2 separate regions of the Homo sapiens genome follow, and region 2 is linked to region 1. Evidence: chromatin loops called from intact Hi-C (ENCODE). Cell type or tissue: Caco-2. All regions are shown on one strand. Each heading gives the region's core, and the rest is flanking DNA. Links, peaks and the distances in the headings are about the cores only.

Evidence for each region. Peaks named below come from ENCODE experiments on the same cell type or tissue, not always from the same donor. Only the 100,000 strongest peaks of a DNase experiment are listed, where the experiment ranks them.
Region 2: a loop joins it to region 1, with 7 times the contacts of the local background. A loop is called at or near these places in 19 of 110 quality-filtered maps.

What each region holds. Positions count from the first base shown.
Region 1 is chr13:76,470,117-76,480,560 of GRCh38, forward strand. The region is part of intron 2 of LOC105370263 (a long non-coding RNA gene); the gene reads left to right. Among named protein-coding and RNA genes, the nearest start is that of KCTD12, 410 kb to the right of the region's middle. RefSeq lists a silencer at 3,530-3,689. In Caco-2, for the core only: a CTCF peak has its summit at 3,604 (motif pointing left); a DNase peak (open chromatin) is centred at 3,595.
Region 2 is chr13:76,008,699-76,016,698 of GRCh38, forward strand. No RefSeq gene overlaps it. Among named protein-coding and RNA genes, the nearest start is that of LINC00561, 78 kb to the left of the region's middle. In Caco-2, for the core only: no CTCF peak of the experiment used is centred there; DNase peaks (open chromatin) are centred at 953 and 3,463.

The DNA.
Region 1 (10,444 bases), core at 1-8,000:
CTATGTCTAACTTAGCCTCTGTTTGTCCCCTCTAATCTAGGAGAAATTCTTCTTGCTAACCTATTATCTATATAATCTTTTAAAAAATATTTACTTTAATTATGGATATATAATGGTGGTATATATTTATTACATAATATTAATCTGCCTTAGCATTAAATTAGATTATTAGATTACAAAGAAAACAGAAATCTGAAGAACATTACTATTAGTCCAATGCCATGTACCAAGTAAATCCTTAAAAAACACAACTGGACAATGAAAGGTAACCAAAGGTCTTTGTGATCCATGCCATACCAGACAGCACAGAGAACATGAAAGCTCTGAACTCAGGGGCATTTGACAATTTACTTCTGTTTAACTCATCTATTTTTTAGGAGAGAAAGAGAAATAATGGGCAGGTGGCACATAAAAAAAATAAACAGTTCTCAACAAAGAAGATAGCTAAAAAAAGATGACCACAATCCCAAGGAACACCAAAATGAGAATGCAATGCACCCAGAAGAAAATACAGATATTTCCAGTGGGATTGAAGCAACAACCTGTTGCCATTATGTTTCTCTTTGCCCTGAAAGTTCAAATATTTGTGTTTCTCTGAGACTGCTGATAGAAATGCAGCTGATGAGACTCCTTCATTTAAGGCAAAAACTGGCAGCCCATTGAAGGTGTCAAGAGTTCACACTGCTTCCACATGAACCTCAAAAATCAGAGTCACAAATTATTAGGGCTGGAAGACATTTGGAATCACTGAATAAAACTCCTTATATCACAGTCATTTATCCAGGGAAGGTAAGTGACTTGTCCAGCTATTTGGCAAAAGAGACAAGTCTCACACAGATAGCCAGACCCTTAGGTCAGTCCTTTCACAGGCTGATGATGGTACATTCTTTTTAAAATCACTCACACATGTGACCATAAGACGACGACAACAACAACAACAAATGAAATAAAACCCAGGACACTAAGGGAAAACTGAAAAATGTGTATTCGGTGATGATCCAATTCCAACAAAACACATCCATACCTCACTCTTGATGTGTGGATAGACTGATCTTAGGACCATACATGCAATATTGTATCTGGTTTGAACAAACTTCTAAGCATTCCTCAGTGCCTCCCGCAAAAAACTGCCTATCATCCTTCACAGCACGCTTGATCCTGCCTGCTGAACTCTTTTCCTATCTCCACATAACGTAGGGTGAGGACACATGTGTTCTGTTTTGTGTTTCTTCATAATATGTCATTTCTTCAGAAAACAAATTTGAGTATAAGAAAACACTTTAATCTCCTTAAATTAATGAATGTAGTTTGTAGAAGAACAAATTCATTTTTTCCTTTACCCAATTTGCATAGTAATGTCTGAGCACAAGCAGCAGCTCACAGATTTATACAAGGGCACTGAAAGAAAAAGAATAGGCTTTCCAACCATTATCTTCCAAAATCCTGCCCCCACACATTACCAAACAAAAATAGACCTAGTTTATCTAGAAACTTGAAAGCATGTACTATATCTGTCTACTTTATCCATCTCCATTACTACTATCACAGTCTAAATGACATCATCTAAAATCATGATTTTTTTCCTAATTGATCTTCTTGCTTTTACTTTTATTCCTTACCATCTGTTCATCATTGAACAGTTATATTCCTTTCTTTTAAACATAAATTGAACCTGTTTTTCCTGGATAAAACCCTCCAAAGTCTTTCCAACACGCTCAGAATAAAATTCAAATTCATTAACTTAGCTGGGAAAGGAGCTTGCAGTGCTCCAAAAAGAGTTAGAGGAACTGAATATCACAAAAACTCCTTTATTCTTGGAGTCTATCTTGGATCAAATGAAGCTTCTGAGCCCAGAAAACAAACCCTATTTTGTAAGTAATATTCCATAGAACATTAAACATTTCTGCGCTTACATCCCCTTTGCTGTCCCAGGCTTTATCCAGCTACTCTTTGACCACTCTAGATTCAATCTGCTCAAAGATACGCATATAAAGATATTTTCTTTTCCTTTTCTTTTTTTTTTTTTTTTTTTTTTGAGACAGAGTCTCGCTCTTTCACCCAGACTGGAGAGCAGTTGGTGCGATTTCAGCTTACTACAACCTCCCCCTCCCAGGTTCAAGCAATTCTCCAGCCTCAGCCTCCCAAGTAACTGGGATTACAGACATGCGCCACCACACCCAGCTAATTTTCTGTATTTTCAGTGGAGACGGGTTTTCACCATGTTAGCCAGGCTGGTCTCAAACTCCTGACCTCAATTGATCCACCTGCCTCGGCCTCCTCCTGAAGTGCTGGGATTACAGGTGTGAGCCACTGCCCCGTCCTATTTTCTTACTCTTCATCTTGGAAGACGAAAAGAAACAGTTACATACTCCTGAGTCCAGCATAATAAGAGGATGGTAATATACAAGGGACTCTACCTCAGAAAAGGAGGCGGGGGGCAGGTAGTATAACTGAGACAGAATCAAGACTTTGTGTTCTAACTACCATCAATGCTTTTAATGCAAAAATGAAAAACTTAACAAAGAGGGAACCAAAGAGGGAAGCATTTCTATATGTAAGTGAACACTGAAATCACTGATGTAAGTTAGAGGCATGAGAGCAGCTGCAGTTAGAGCCAGAACAAAAGAGCGTAAGCAGAACTCTTTGTGGGTCAACTTACAGCTGAGACGAGTCAGTAGTTATTCCTTATCAGTTAAAATAAGTCTGTTTTACTTTTCTTTCTGCCATGTAACTACAGAATATGAAACCCAATATCCCCAAATAAGCCCCTGAAAATCCCATCTATAGTCCATTACACTCAAACTGGCACAATTGTCCCATAGAACTGATATTTGCTGTGTTTGAATACACATAGATATTAACTCTCCTGGTCTTAAAGTGTGAAACTTGCATTGGTCTTATCTGAGTTCCTTCCTCAGGAAACTGGCCATCAGACCTCCCAGAAGGAGAAGTATGAAGGAGCTGATACTTACCAGGTCACTACATCTGGACAATGAGATCCCAGACCCCTCACCCATCATGATTGTCTAACGAACCACCTGCCTCCTGTTGACCAGCTTCTCTTGCTTAGCCCTCCTACACTTAGCTACATTCCTTCCCCTATTGTACTTGGTCAGAGAGATGGGTTTAAGATTGATCTCTCATCTTCTCGGCTGCAGTACCTAATTAAAGCCTTCTTCCCTGGCAATACTTATCATCTCAATGATTGGCTTTCTGTGCTGCAAGCAGCAGGACCTAGACCAAACTCTGGCACTTCAGCAGCAATTCCACAGTTCCCTAGGGTCAACCCATGGAAAAGTAGGCATTCTTCTTTGAGATTAATCGTTTTTTCTACCAACTGCAGAGAAACTCTTTCCTATCCTTCTCTTATTACCTGTTCTCATGCATGAAGATAACCAATAGTTTTGGAAACTAGACATGTTCTGGCCACTTCTTCAAAGATTATGATTTGATACTTATATGGTCCCAGAATTTTTTTAAAAAAACTTCCTGTTCCATTCTGATGATCACCCTCAGATGAACCACAACCCAGCAGAACTGGAGGGACAGTGCAAGGCTGTACCCACCTTAGCCAGTAGAGCCACTTCCATGTGTTGAGATCCTACAGCCTCTGCTGCCCCCTGGTGGTAACTACTAAACTTACCACACCCCTCTCTAGTTCAATGACATCAAGAAATATCTATTGAGGACCATGTCAAAAGTATGACATAAGAAACTGTGACATAATGCCATATAATATATTTCTTCATTCATGTTTTGGAAGTCAAGAAATATAAGTCATCCTCCTTGAAACAGCTCCAAATACCTAACTAAACACTTATATATGAAACTGCCACTAAAATTTTGATTCAAAATGCAGAGAAAGCAAAAACTAATCTGTTCTAATATAGGAAATTTAAAACAACAGCTATACAGAGAACCAATAATAAATACTGATAAAGTAAAATTGATTATTTTCTTATCAGTAATAGTATTTTTTCTCTTTTCAGAACAGATACTTTTTAATTTCTTAAATTCCTGTTGTAAAGTCTGTTTTGGTGCTTCTGACCAACCAAAAGTAAATATACTAGGGTCTGAAACAGAACTAAAAAGCATGGAATCTGGGCATTCTTTTTCAGATATTTAGTAAATGTCATCAGCCATTTCTTGTTGTTCATCAAACTGGTCACAAAAAACGAATCACAGATAAATTACAAATTTTTTTTCAAGCATCCCTGAAAATTGCCTCTAAATTGTCACTCTCAAATTCTAGAATTAGAGCACTATGACATATTTTCTAGCTTATCTAATATTTCTTTTCCTTTGACTGGGAGTCCACTAAAGAATCATTTTTGTCAGTGTGTGTCTCATTTAAAGATGTGTTTACTAATAAGATCATTTTCACTTTGTGGGCAGACATCCGCTTCCAATTCAATTTCTGGAAGCCAAGCAGAATTCTGAGCAACTCACAACTATTTGGCAGTTCTCCATCTTTGTTTCTGCTGGTAGAAACAGCCTTCTTAAATGTTCAACCCTTCCAAATGAATTAATAATATATTTAATTTATGTTCATGTCTAATCTAATGTTCTCAAACTGGGATATTTTCTTGTCAAAAACTTCCCCACAGCTGTTTTGTAGTCCAAGGTGTTTACTATATTATTTTTATGTGGCTGCATATCATTATAAACATAAAAACTACATTTTAATGTATCTAAATCTGTCTTTGATGCTCATCTGTCCTTTGATGCTCATAAATTGAATGTGCACTCAGGGACATGTGGGTGTCTTTTCACTATAATAAGCTGTGGTGAAATCTAAGGAGTTCTGATGGATAACCTTGGGCTACGAGGGGGTAATTTTGAGACATGAGTATCTCTAGGATGCTGGAAAGTTCAATATATTATCTTGAAATATATATCTTGAAAGTTCTAAAAGTTTTGGGGAATTTAAAAACTGCCCTACATACTTCTTAGATCTTTAGATCTATGACTGCTAAGAATGAAAATGTACGGAATGTGTAGAACATATAGAGACACCAAGAATAAATTACTTAGAATTAGAAGCCAGTGAATGAATGAACTGGCACTGACACAGACAAAAAGCGGCTGAGTTTCTGACTGTTTTGAGGTCAGTGCAAGTTTAGGATCAAATTCACCCAGGCACCAAATGGATTAACTGCTATTTTTATTTTCTGGATCTCAGTGTATTTTTAGGACTGAATTTTTCCTTCCTGAATGAATGACCTGCTAGCTCTTTCTGCCTAGAATGCTCTACCCTTTCACGGTCACACCTGACCCAACTATGAGTTCCTGTTCTGCCACCCACCTGATCAATCCCTAATTATTTCTGAAACAGCTGGGACACACCTCCTCTGTGATTTGTTCCTTAAGCTGAGCCTGTCAGTGATTGAATTTTGTATAATTTGATCTTTCTGGACTAGAAAATGGTAGCTGTTCACTTTTCGATCATTCCAATTAGTCTAATGAGTAACTTGGTGGCACAGACTTTAATTTTTAAATCCTCAGCACCAGAAATTGTGCCTGACACATAAAGAGTGCTAAGAAATGATTGGTTGCATGAATATAGATAGCACACCATAAAGGCAAAGTCAATTTCCTCTGCACATAAAATTAAAGATTATTTCTACAAACTTTGAGCATTGTTGCAATAAGAAAATATGCCTCTTATTTGCTTTTACAAGTTTAATTCCGGGAGCAATTTTGTTTATGCAAATATTTGCCTCTATTGTCAAATTCCAGCTAAAACAATTTTTGTTATCTACGGTTGTTGCACAAAACTTCCAACTTCCAGTAGCAAAGTTAATTAAATAGAGTATTTTTTAAAAATTTGTAACAGGTTTAGCCTCGATCAATAGGTTTTGACCTATTGTTTTTACTAAACTTAATTCCCAGAACGTATCTCCTTAAGTGCAATGCTTTATATATGGTAAATGTTCAAACTTTTATTACGTATTTAAGTTTAAAGTAATAGGAAAGAATAACTTGAGTAAATTAGTTCCTTGCTACTTTACAGCAATTTTTGCCTCACTCCACTGATTCTCTATTAGATAAACTTCTTCACTACAAAATCTTATATACTTTTGATTGATGCCCATTCTGTAATGTTATCTACCCTCCAAGGTCCCTGGGAGACAGAGTATTGGAATCTAACATTCAAGTCGTGCTTGTCTGCCTAGAGGCTTGCATTCATCAAAGGAAGTAAGGACATAAAGTACATTAAAATAAACTCTACTACAGCACAAATTTCTATATCATACTATTCTACACATGATCTTGATTCTAATCTTCCTTTTTCTGGAAATTCAGAACACCTAAGCTAATGAAAAAATGAAAATTATAACACCAGGAGGGAAAGGGGCTCATAGGATATTTGTCAAAGGGCCATGCAGCTTTTATGATTAGAAAAGCATTTACCTCTGTAACAGTGAAGATTACATGAGACCACCATTTCATCTGTCAGTCAAACTCAGATTGGCTCTGTTTCAAACTTCTGTAGCTAACTCAAAATGGAATGGCCACTGTTCCCAAGCACCACCTGCCATAACTTGGTATTTTTCTGTGCTTAGTGAATCACATTTATTCTCCTGGATTTGGGAGAGTTGGGATAGAAAAACACAGGGACTAAGATTCCCCTGCACTGAGTTACATTAAAGAAAGTCCACCTATCACTGTGTTACTGCTGACGGTTCCTCTGGCTTTATCTATATTCCTGCTTCAAATTATTTTTAGCAAAAATTTAAATGATATTCAGAGGGTTGTTGGTAAAAGAAGATTAATATTGAATTGAAGTACATATTAGTGAGAATGGTTATGATGATGATGATGATGGATTCATGCTGCAATCCTGATTTGATTTGCTATAATTAGGCTACAATTTGGTCTATAGAGGACTAAAATCCTATTTGAAGCATAAGTGCATCCCAAATGTGGTTTATGGTTAAAAAACCTGACCATGTAGATAGCCAATTCCCACCCACTTATTGGGGTTACTTATTTGTTTTTGTTTGGCTTTATTTTTCTGTTTTGCTCCTTTCTCTCATTTTTGAAATTATTTCTCAGAGTCAGTACCAATTTCTTTGGTTTCTATTTACTAGGTAGTACTCATATATTTAAATATATTTACATACATTGTTATACATCTATATATATGAAAGAGAGAGATATCTATACAACTGCGAAGCAACTTCTGAACTAATTTAAGAACTAGAACATCACTAATTCTGTGTATACTACCTGACCCAAAGAAAATCAGCTTCCAAATACAGGCCTTTAATTTTGCAGTTTTTAAAAATGGTTTTACCATATGTATATAAACCTCTAAACTATATATTTCTATTGATTGAAATCTTTAGGAAATGATATTAAGCTTTACATTATCAAAGTAAAATTGCACCAGACAAGGTAACCAGGCAAAGATGACTTTTTTCAAGATGACCACAATAGGTTCACAAATACCGCAATATGGAATATAGAGTGAACTATGTTGAAACAAAAGGCAGGAGAGATTTTCAACACTGGGTCAAGTTGGTGCAAAGGTTCTGAAGGACATAAGCCTGGAGGTCACTAAATACAGTTAGGCCATCTATTTTTGCTAATTGGCATGAATTAAGGGAGAGTAGAAGTTAGGCTCCCACCCCTCCTCCCCCAGAGACTGAGAGATAACGGCCCTATCTTTTTTGATGATTACATTTCATAGAATAACTCCCAAATCCATGTGAAACACATTGCTATGTTGTAAAACTGGCAAGAGGCTGGGAGATTCACATCTTAAAGGGGCAGAGAAAGAATTTACAATTTCAAGTTTTCTAAAATAAACTCACTAAGAAAAGGGAGATCAGGGGCTTAGGTCGGGAAGAAACCTTTCTGAAGTTTAGTCAAACTGAAAGGAAATAGGCCATCTTGGTCAAAATATACTTCTAAATCCTTGTTTTCTCAGCGTTACATTTCAAAGAGATTTACCCAATGAGTATGAGGAACTGTAGGTCACTCAGATTCACCCCAGTATAATATTGCCTCACTTTAATAGACCACATTTTAATGCCCATTTTACTATAGGTGAATACTTGGATTTTTTTCTTTACTTTTTATTATACTTTAAGTTCTGGGGTACATGTGCAGAATGTGCAGGTTTTTTACCTAGGTATACAGGTGCCATGGTGGTTTGCTGCACCCATCAACCTGTCATCTTTTTCTTTTCTTTTTTCTTCTGTTCTTTTTCTTTTGACTCTACGAACAGGGTAAGTGTATTCATTTGCTAGGGCCACCAAAATAAAATGCTACAGACTGGTTGGCTTAAACGACAGAAATTTATTTTCCCATATTTTTTGGAGTCTGGAAGTCCAAGATCAAAATGTTGACAGATTGGGTTTCTCCTGAGCCCTATCTTCGCTGGCAGGCGGATGCCTTCTCAGTGTCTTCACATGGCCTTTCTCCATGTGTGAACAACTCTGGTGTCTCCCCGTGTCCTCATCCTCTCTTCTTAAACGGACACTGGTCAGATTGGCTAGGGCATTCCCCAATGAATCCATTTTAAATGAATTTCCTTTGGAAATCCTTACCTCCAAACATAGTCACATTCTGAGGTAGTCAGAGTTAGGGCTTCAAAATGTGAACTGTGGGGAGAGAGTTTAGTCCACAGCAGTATTTCTGTGCTCATGTTCAACATATTTTTGATGTTTTGCATGTTTTTACACATTCCTTCTAGTACACATAGAAATATTTCCTTGGGATGTCTACTTAGAACAAATATTTAGATTGTCCGGTACTCTTGCTTTTCATCAGCACTTAATATTGTCAGCATTTCCACTATTTCCCAATCAATACAAATTCTTTATATATTCTGGGAATTAATATAATTAATCAGTGATGTGTGCTACAGATGTCTTCTCCCAGTTTTGTTGCATATGTTCCACTTCCGTGATGTCTTAATGAAAAGGTGTTGTTTTTAATACAATACAATTTATCAGTATTTTCCTTTATGCCGTTTCTTTCTGTTTCATTCCTGTTGGAGTCCTAGTTAAGAAAATTATTTCCTACTTCAGTCATAAAAATTCACCCAAATATCTTCTTCAGATATTTTAAAGTTTTGCCCCTAATATTCCAGTCTTTAATCCACCTGGAATTTATTTTAGTATATGGTACGCGGCAGGAATCCAATTTTGTTTTTTTCCCATAGAGATAAACAAATATTCTGGCCCCATTTATTTTCTAGTCTACTCTTCCCTAAGTAGTTGCAATGCTATGTGTTATATATAATTTCTGTATATTCATGGGCTGCTCCTGGCCTATTAGGGACAATTGAATAGCATGTCTCTTGCAATATTTACTATAAAATACTATTACAGATGTACCCTGTTAGCAAAAAATACGGTAGACAAATCAATCTTAGATGCATGGAGTGGGAGTTCACAGTCTGTGCAAATGGAAAAGACATGGGTCTAACCACTTGGAAAATTGTTTGAGATTATCTTATAAGATTGAATATACTCCCTCTCTCTGACCCAGCAGTCCCATTCTGTTTTGTGTGCTCAGGATCAGAAGTTCCAGTGTGGTCCCCAGGAGTGTCAGCATCAATGTCACCTTGATGTTCAGCATTAATTGAATAGCATGTCTCTAGCTAATACTGTGGCTTTATAATGAGTCTTGGAATATGCAAGGGGATATTCCCACATTATTTTTCTTCTTTAGGAAACTCCTGTTTTTCAGCTTTTGCTATGCCAAATAAATTTTAGAATCTGTTTTTCAAGATGCAAAAATAAAATCTGTTGGGATTTTGATTGAAATTTCCCTGAACCAATAGAATCAATCTGTGGAGAATAAACAGTTTTATGATATGGGGGTTTTCTGTATGAGAAAATTGAATATTTCTCCATCTATTCAGCTTGCATAGGTAGTAAATAAAATTTTTGCATCATATATGTGTATATATGTATATGTATATATGTATATGTGTATATGTGTATATGTACATATATACACATATACGTATATGTGTATATGTACATATATACACATATATGTATATGTGTATATGTACATATATACACATATATGTATATGTGTATATGTACATATATACACATATATGTATATGTGTATATGTACATATATACACATATATGTATATGTGTACACACATATAAACATGTATATATACATATATACACGTGTATATATACATATATACGCATGTGTATATATACATGTATACGCATGTGTATATATACATGTGTGTATATGTGTATATATACATATATGTATGTGTATATGTGTATATATGTATGTGTATATGTGTGTATATATGCATGTATATATGTGCATATGTGTATATACACGCACATATGTGCATATGTGTATATACACATACATATGTGCATGTGTATATACACATACATATGTGCGTGCGTATACACATACATATGTGCATATGTGTATATACACATAC
Region 2 (8,000 bases), core at 1-8,000, 460 kb before region 1:
ACACTTTCTTAACATAAATTTACGTTATCTCATTAAAAAGTTTTGGTCAGTGGAGAGAGAACTGAGAGCTGAACGAAATATTAGTTGTGGAGGTTTAATCATATCTCAGAAATAAAGAATTTTGTTTGTGTAATTATTAGGGACCTGTGAAGCATTTTTGAAATTCCTGGGGTGTTCGTAGTCTTGTTATTTTCTTGTTTTGTGTCAGTGGAAAGATCTTTGAAATTTTCTGTGAAGAACATTGACTCAATTGCTGTCAGTTTTCTGTATTTTTGCCTCTCATTTTCACATACACACACCGAAGCACACAATCTGTTAACAAAGTGCCCCTCCCAAGTCCCTATTTTGTGTGTTTTCAGAACACGCTTTCTGCACAAAGAGTATAATTTCTTAGACTACTTCTTAGAAGAGAAGAAAAATGATGCCCAGTGTGGGGAAAAATGGTTAAATGTGGTTTAGTTTTTGAAGAAAAACCTGTAACTAGACAGGTACATAGCTGCTGCTGGAATTAAGTTACTGGACCAATAGGGATGATTATTAATTCTTATTTTCTTAAGCAATTCTTAAAAATTGAATTCTTGATGTGTTGATGTGTTGTAAGGTGGTTAGAATTGTGTACAATTCTTGTACAAATTCACTCTATCTGAACTTGGATACCATCCGCTGAAATTCTTGAAGATTTCATCTTCCAAGAATGTGGCCATGTTGATTTTATTTTCCAAGAGTCATATACTCTGCTTAATAAGTTATCTTGGTCAAACATTGTTTCTCTTTTGTGCCTCTTTAAACTCTTTGGTCACTTTTCACCATCAATTCATAGAATCTAAGAGTTGGGGGGAATATAGGTCACATAATCCAGATTCCCAGAAAATGCAACCTTGGCTCTATCACAACTCTGACAACTTCTGCTTTACACAGTAACAAAAATACTCAGTCCATTCAATGGAAACTTAGTATTAATAATTAAAAAATATGACTAAGCTTGAACTTTAACCTGCCCTTCCTCCACTGCCACCTGTTTATTCTCATTGTGCTTTGTGGTCTGAGTCTGTTAGTCAAATTCTTAGCTTTATATAATCATCGAATTCTATTACTCATACCCATATATTCACATATTGTTGGTTCTACTGACTTTCAGTTTTCATAAAATAATGTAAGCCAAGGTGTTCTGTAAACTGTAAAGTGATCCTTGAATGTAAGTTATTGTTTAACTTATCAATATAGAATAAGCTGTCGCCCTTGTTTAAACCTAGGTTTATCCTTTTTATGAGCTTTGGGTTTCCATGCTCTTTATCCTCTTAGTTTCTTGAAACAGATGAGTAGATGAGTAGTTATTACTTCTGCTGTTTGTACTCTAGATCAAAGGACTCCAATTCTTGTCAGTAGTATGTAAAGAAATTAAATTAGTCAATAGAGTTTTGGTTTACTGATAGATTTAGTCTCTGAATCTAAGTCGTATTTATCCAAATATAAGCATAATATTAACATATTGTCCATTTTTTTGCCCCCATTTTTTTCCAATTATTTATTTGAATTCTAAAAATAGAAAAAGGAGGATTGGGGAAAAATACTATAGTTTAATTCTGAAAAAACTTTGAGTCAGGGGCGGTGGCTCACGTCTGTGATCTCAGCACTTTGGGAGGCTGAGGCAGGGTGGATCACCTGAGGTCAGGAGTTCGAGACCAGCCTGGCCAACATGATGAAACCCCGTCGCTACTGAAAGTACAAAAATTATCTGGGCATGGTGGCAGGTACTTGTAATCCCAACTACTCGGGAGGCTGAGGCATGGGAATCACTTGAACCCGGGAGGCAGAAGTTGCAGTGAGCCGAGATCGTGCCACTGAACTCCAACTTGGGGTATACGAGCAAGACTCTGTCTCCAAAACAACAAAACAAAACAAAACAAAAAACCCAAAAAGAAACTTTGTTAGGTAGGTATTTTTATTTCCATTTCACAGATGAGGAAACTAATTTTCAGAGAAGCTTCTAAATTTGCCCAAGTTCACATGTCTAAAAAGTGGACTATAAAAATATCTTGACAAATAAGAAAAGGAATAGTAATATACTTAGAAAGCCTATGAAACAACCAAAACATAAAAGGAAATGTAACCAAGTCTCATATTTTAATCTATCCTTGGTAAAAAAGCCAGGCTATAATTATAAAGCTATGAGCGATTCTTCATTTAAATACCAATTTGATAATTATATCCAGAAGATTCCTGGAAGGAAAATAAGTGAGAAGAGTTAGAAGAATGCCGTCTTCAATGCTGAACTCCATAAAGGCCTCAGGTCACAGAGAAGATAATGATGGTAATACTAAATCGTAAAACTGTACAGTACTAACAAATACAAATACAAATGAATAATATTTGTGTTTTTATAATTTACTAATTTATTTTTAATATATTATTTCATTTACTTATCAAATTAATCATTCTACAGAAACATGAGAATTTAAGATGGATGAAGCAAAACTCATTAAATATTGCATGTGTGATTCTTTTTTGTTTGTTTGTTTGTTTTTTCTGAGACATGGTCTCACTGTCTTTCAGGCTGGAGTGCAGTGGCATGATCGTGGCTCACTGCAGCCTCAACTTCCTGGGCTCAAGCAATTCTCCTGCCTCAGTTCCCCTAGTAGCTGAGACTACAGGTGCGTGCCACCTTGCTCAGCTAATTTTTTTTTTTTTTGAATCTTAGTAGAGATCAGGTCTTGCTATGTTGCCCAGGCTGGGCATTTGTGAGTCTTGATATAGAAATGTGTGTTCACAGTCATTCCCAAGGCCTATAGGGAAGACACATTCTAGTGACTGTTAGTAAGGGTCCATATCAGGAAGAGCTAGAAAATAATTCAAGATGATTTTCAAACAAATTTCAGAGAGTCTGATTATCTTTATTCTTTATGATAAAAATATGTGTATCTTATAGCAATAGGAAGAACCTGCTCATCTTAGTAGAGTGCGTGAATTTGAAGTCAGGAGGTTTGGTTTCTGATCTTAACTCATTCTTTAAGTGACAGAGAGTTCAATTCTTTGGTCATTATTTTTTCATCTGTAAAATAAGGGATTTGGGTAAGATCAGTGGTTCTTAGCTGGGAGTGCACTGTCCTCCTCAAGGCGTGTTAGGAACTTTGGCTGTTTTTTTCTGTGAAGACGCTCAAGAAGTTTGTCTGTGGCTTGGGGAACATTGACTTTTGGTGTTAAGTGCCATGTAGAGCTTTCTGGTTGACTTAATGCTAATCATGTCCACTTATTCAGGGGCTACTTGTCTTCATTAATTTACTTACTGAAGGAGGAAACTACAGAACAGATTTTAATCAGGAAAATGCTATTTTTTTCTATCTAACTTTAAGAAAAGCTGGCAGATTTCTTTACGGTAATGCCTGAAACCTAAAATGCCTGAAAAGGGAAGGAAAGACATCGTTTGCCTACACCATAGGGCATTCCAGTGACTCAGAAGAAAGGATCTAAAGCAAACAGGGCCAAATTCCTAAAATTAGTGCTGTCTGGATAATCTCAAGAGACCAAGATACCAGGTCCTCCTATCAGGTTAGACCTAAGTGATCAGCTCTCTGTTCTTATTTTGTTTTGTGAATTTCCGCTTAATATCTCTAAACCAAACTATTCAGCCTTCATATAACCTCCCTTTGGAGAAATTCAAAAGTATCTTCAAGCACCATTAACTTTCACTTGGGTTTGCCAAGAAAAATTGTTTACCAAGAATTACACACTTGACTTACACTCTTAATGGATGGTTTAAGCTTCACCTGAAGATGCTGTAAGATTTTCAGGAAGTGAGACAAGGTGCACTTCATAAAATGAGACATTTTTCTCCACTTTAGATTATTGCTGGAGTTCACAAATCCTAATGGTATTTGAGTTTGGAATGTTTCCTGTGCTTTCATTCTTTCTGAAGTACATCAAACAGAAATAATAAAGGCACTCCAGCACTGCCCTGGCTTGCTGGAATATTTCTTGAGAAATTTTGATTGCTAAAGATTGCTTCCCCAACTTTGGAGAAGAAAAAGTAATTTAGGATAAGTCAAGCATCTCCCCGTGGTAGAAATTTGTGTGAACCAAAACATCAACTTCCAGGAGACTTACCCTTTGCTAGTTACATCATTTTAGGCCTCAGATGCCTACTAGATCAATATAACTCAGTGGAGATGCAGCCATTTTGCCTGTGAGAGTTGAAAAAATAAAATTTCATAGACTTAAAATGATGGCTCAAGGATAGAGAGTAAAATATCTAAAAGGAAAAGCGAAATTCTAAAAACCCTGTACCCTATTAGGTTTCGTATAAAGCAGATTTAAAGAGCAATAGATAATCACTGTGTAATTGGTTTTACTTTTAGATAACTTGAAATACAAGTAGGGAAAACAGATTTCTCTTTATTTTTAGAAGTGAGTGTTTCTTGCAATAGCTTGAAGAGGTTTCTTACAGGTTCTCTGAAATTATACCTGAAAAATAGGAAGAAAACAATGAGTTAGCAGAAATGCTTTCTCTTAGTTGTATCTGTACTCAATCATATGCAGTATAGAATACCCTGGTACCCAGGGAAGTACCATCTATTTGTCACCACAGTGGAAGGTAAACAGGGCAGGCAGTCCTTGGGCAAAAATTGTAGAGCACAGAAAGTAAGATTTTTTAAAAAGGCATCTTAAACTTCTCTTCATGTATTCGGAGGATTTTGCTTAAAACTAACATTCTCTGCATTGTGGAAGCTCACTCATCTTCTGTAAGAATACCCAGAGGTGTCCTTACACATGTGCTCCTAATCGGTTATTTTCAATTTAATGTGAAGGAGTGAGAGTTAATATATTTCTTTTTCTGTAGGGCATTTGTATTTGCAACTTTCTCAAAACCTTGGTTCTACCTTTGGGATGTGAACATCATTAAGGCGGGAGATATTTCTTAGGTTTTGTTCTCCCTCTGCCTCAGAGCTCTGCATGTAGCTGGTGCTCAAAAGCACTTGCTGAGTGGACTTGAATTTACGATTATTCAGAGATCGAATCCCTGTCTCTCAGTAATCTGGTTTAGCCACCTTCAGAATTGGAGTGAAGAACAGAAAAGTTGAGGTGGACAATTTTAAATGACTTTGCAACTAGATAAAGTGAAATCAATTCTACAAATTGTAAGTTAAATTTCGATTTGTTGTGCCACAAGTGGGTGCTGACTGCTGGTGAATGTCCCTCCATGCCGGTAATCCCAGCACTTTGGGAGGCTGAGGCGGGCAGATCACTTGCGGTCAGGAATTCGAGACCAGCCTGGCCAACACGGTGAAACCCTGTCTGTATTAAAAATACAAAAACTTAGCCAGGCGCAGTGGTGTGTGTCTGTAGTCCCAGCTACTCAGGAGGCTGAGGCACTAGAATCACTTGAACCCAGGAGGTGGAGGCTGTAGTGAGCCAAGATTGGGCCAGTGCACCCCAGCCTGGGCGAAAGTGAGACCCTGTCTCAAAAATAAATAAATAAATAAACAAAAATTAAAAAAAAGAATATTCCTCCAGTCTCAGTGCCTCTTGATCCTGTGCCAGAGAGCCTATGCTATGGGTGGATAGAGAGCACAATACTGAGATACCCCACATCTAATCTGTTTTGTGGGTCACCGACATTCCACCCCACTCTGGAAACCTGGAGATGTCCTAGGTGAGAAACTCACCTCTGCTGCTTATTCTTGGTGTCTCCCTCATACCTCTCAGCATGTTCTCCCTTTTCATCCACAGTTTCTTACTTCTCTGCTCTTGTGAGGCTCAGGGCTTCCCTCCTAATGTCTCCCTTTCCTTTCTTCTGCTCCAAGTTCCCAGGGCTAGGAAACAAGAGCGTGATCTCATTGCCCAGTATATATCATATGTTCTGTATCTCTCTATCTCACCATAGACTGCAAAACTTTTGGCACTAACTATCACATGTGGAAATTATATTATGGTGATTTCAATTCCTTGAACACTGACTTTCAGAGAAATATTATGAATTTCATCCTCATATCAAAAACTTGCAAGATCAGGATCTTTATTAATTATTGAGGAAATCTGGCAGAGAAGGGTTGCTGGTTAAACCCCCAATCCCTTAGATGTTACATGACTCTTCAGTTATTTTTAGCCAACAGACTTTACTCCTCCCCTAGACTAAACAGAAGAGGCATTGTTGAGAACATTAAAAAAAAGATATGAGAAAATTGCTTTCGTTTCTAACAAAGTTTTATTCCACAGATCAAAGGAATGGAAGTAATTGATTTTTAATCTGACTTACTTAAATTGTGCTAGATAAGTTCAGAATGTTTATGAAAGGCAGAAATGTTTTCTCTTCAGAAACTTGCCATTAATTACAAGGAAAATTGATTGAGTGGTCTGTCAGTTCACATCTTGTTTCCTCCTCCTCCCTTCATGCTCTGTGCCAGCTCATCTGGTCGGTGAGGCAGGGTTTCTGTGTCTGCATCACATTGCCCTGGGATCACCTTCCTAGTTCTCTCCTGCTCACTCATCCTCCCCCAGTTACGTGATCCCACAGAGGCCCTATTGAATTAGTGGAAACCAAAGGCTTCACACTGGAGGCCACGGGGTTCATCTGAATTTTAAATGTGTTTTATTTAGCCCACATATCACATTGCTTAAAAATTCTGATCCAGTACTTAAATACTAAGAGAGTTTCCATAGAAGTCCTGATTTCTAGATTCTTTTTTAAAAACTGTGCACACTGGTAACAGAGCTGGAAATGAGTATCTGCTGACCTCTTTATTCCAGACACATTCTTTCCAATTGGCCATAGTCTCTACCATATTTTGTTTCTGACTCTGAGACTAAGCATCTATTTGCAGTATGGAAAGTGAATAAGTTGACACTGGAATATTAGAATTCTTCTACTAGGTCCGCTCCACTCTGCCCGTTACCCTATCGAGATCAAAGTCTGCAAACTCTGCCATAACAATCTCTACCTCTGTGAAAAAATAGTTGATTGGTGCTGTCATATATTTGCCTAAGAAGAACCTCTGAAATGTTGTTTTATTCTCAGGTAACACAGTAATTTGGTGTATTGGTCTCTTTTGCATTGCTATAAAGAGATACCCGGGGCTGGGTAATTTATAAAGAAAAGAGGTTTATTTGTCTCATGATTCTGCAGACTCTACAAGAAGCATGGTGCTGTCAACTGCCTGGCCTCTGGTTAGGCCTCAAGAAGATTTTACTCATAGCAGAGGCCGGGGACCCTGTGTGCCACATAGTAAGAGAGGGAGCAAGAGAGAGAGGAGGAGGTGCCAGCCTCTTTTTAAACAACCAATTATCACCTGAACTAATACAGCCAGAACATACTTCTTATTGCAAGGACAGTACCATGCCTAAGACCAAAACACCTCCCACTAGGCCCACCTCTAGAATTGGAGATCACATTTCAACCTGAGATTCAGAGGGATAAAAATACAAACTATATTGCCTGGTGAACTTCACTAACAGAAAAGTCATTTTTCAGCAAAAGATTTTTTTTCTGAATATTTGTTTTTTGAGATGGAGTCTCACTCTGTCACCCAGGCTGGAGTGCAATGGTACGATCTCAGCTCACTGCAACCTCTGCCTCCTGGGTTCAAGTGATTCTCCTACCTTAGCCTCTCCAGTAGCTGGGATTACAGGTGCATGCCACCACACCCAACTAGTTATTGTATTTTCAGTAGAAATGATGTTTAACCATGTTGGCCGGCCAGGCTGGTCTCGAACTCCTGACCTCAAGTGATCCACCTGCCTCAGCCTCCCAAAGTGCTAGGATTACAGATGTGAGCCACAGCACCCAGCCACTCCATATGTTAATGATGCAAGATCACATCTCTAAAGAGCAAGGTTTGCCTCAGAGATGCATATTCCATCTGTTTCCCACAACCTCTAAATTTCAGAAACCTCTGTAGCGGTCCAGGAAGGGATTTAAGGATCCTCCTCACATTTATGGTTAAGAACCTGGCTCAAAGTGACACAGTTGCCAAGAGGCCAAACCAGTATTTAAACTCGGGCATTGATGC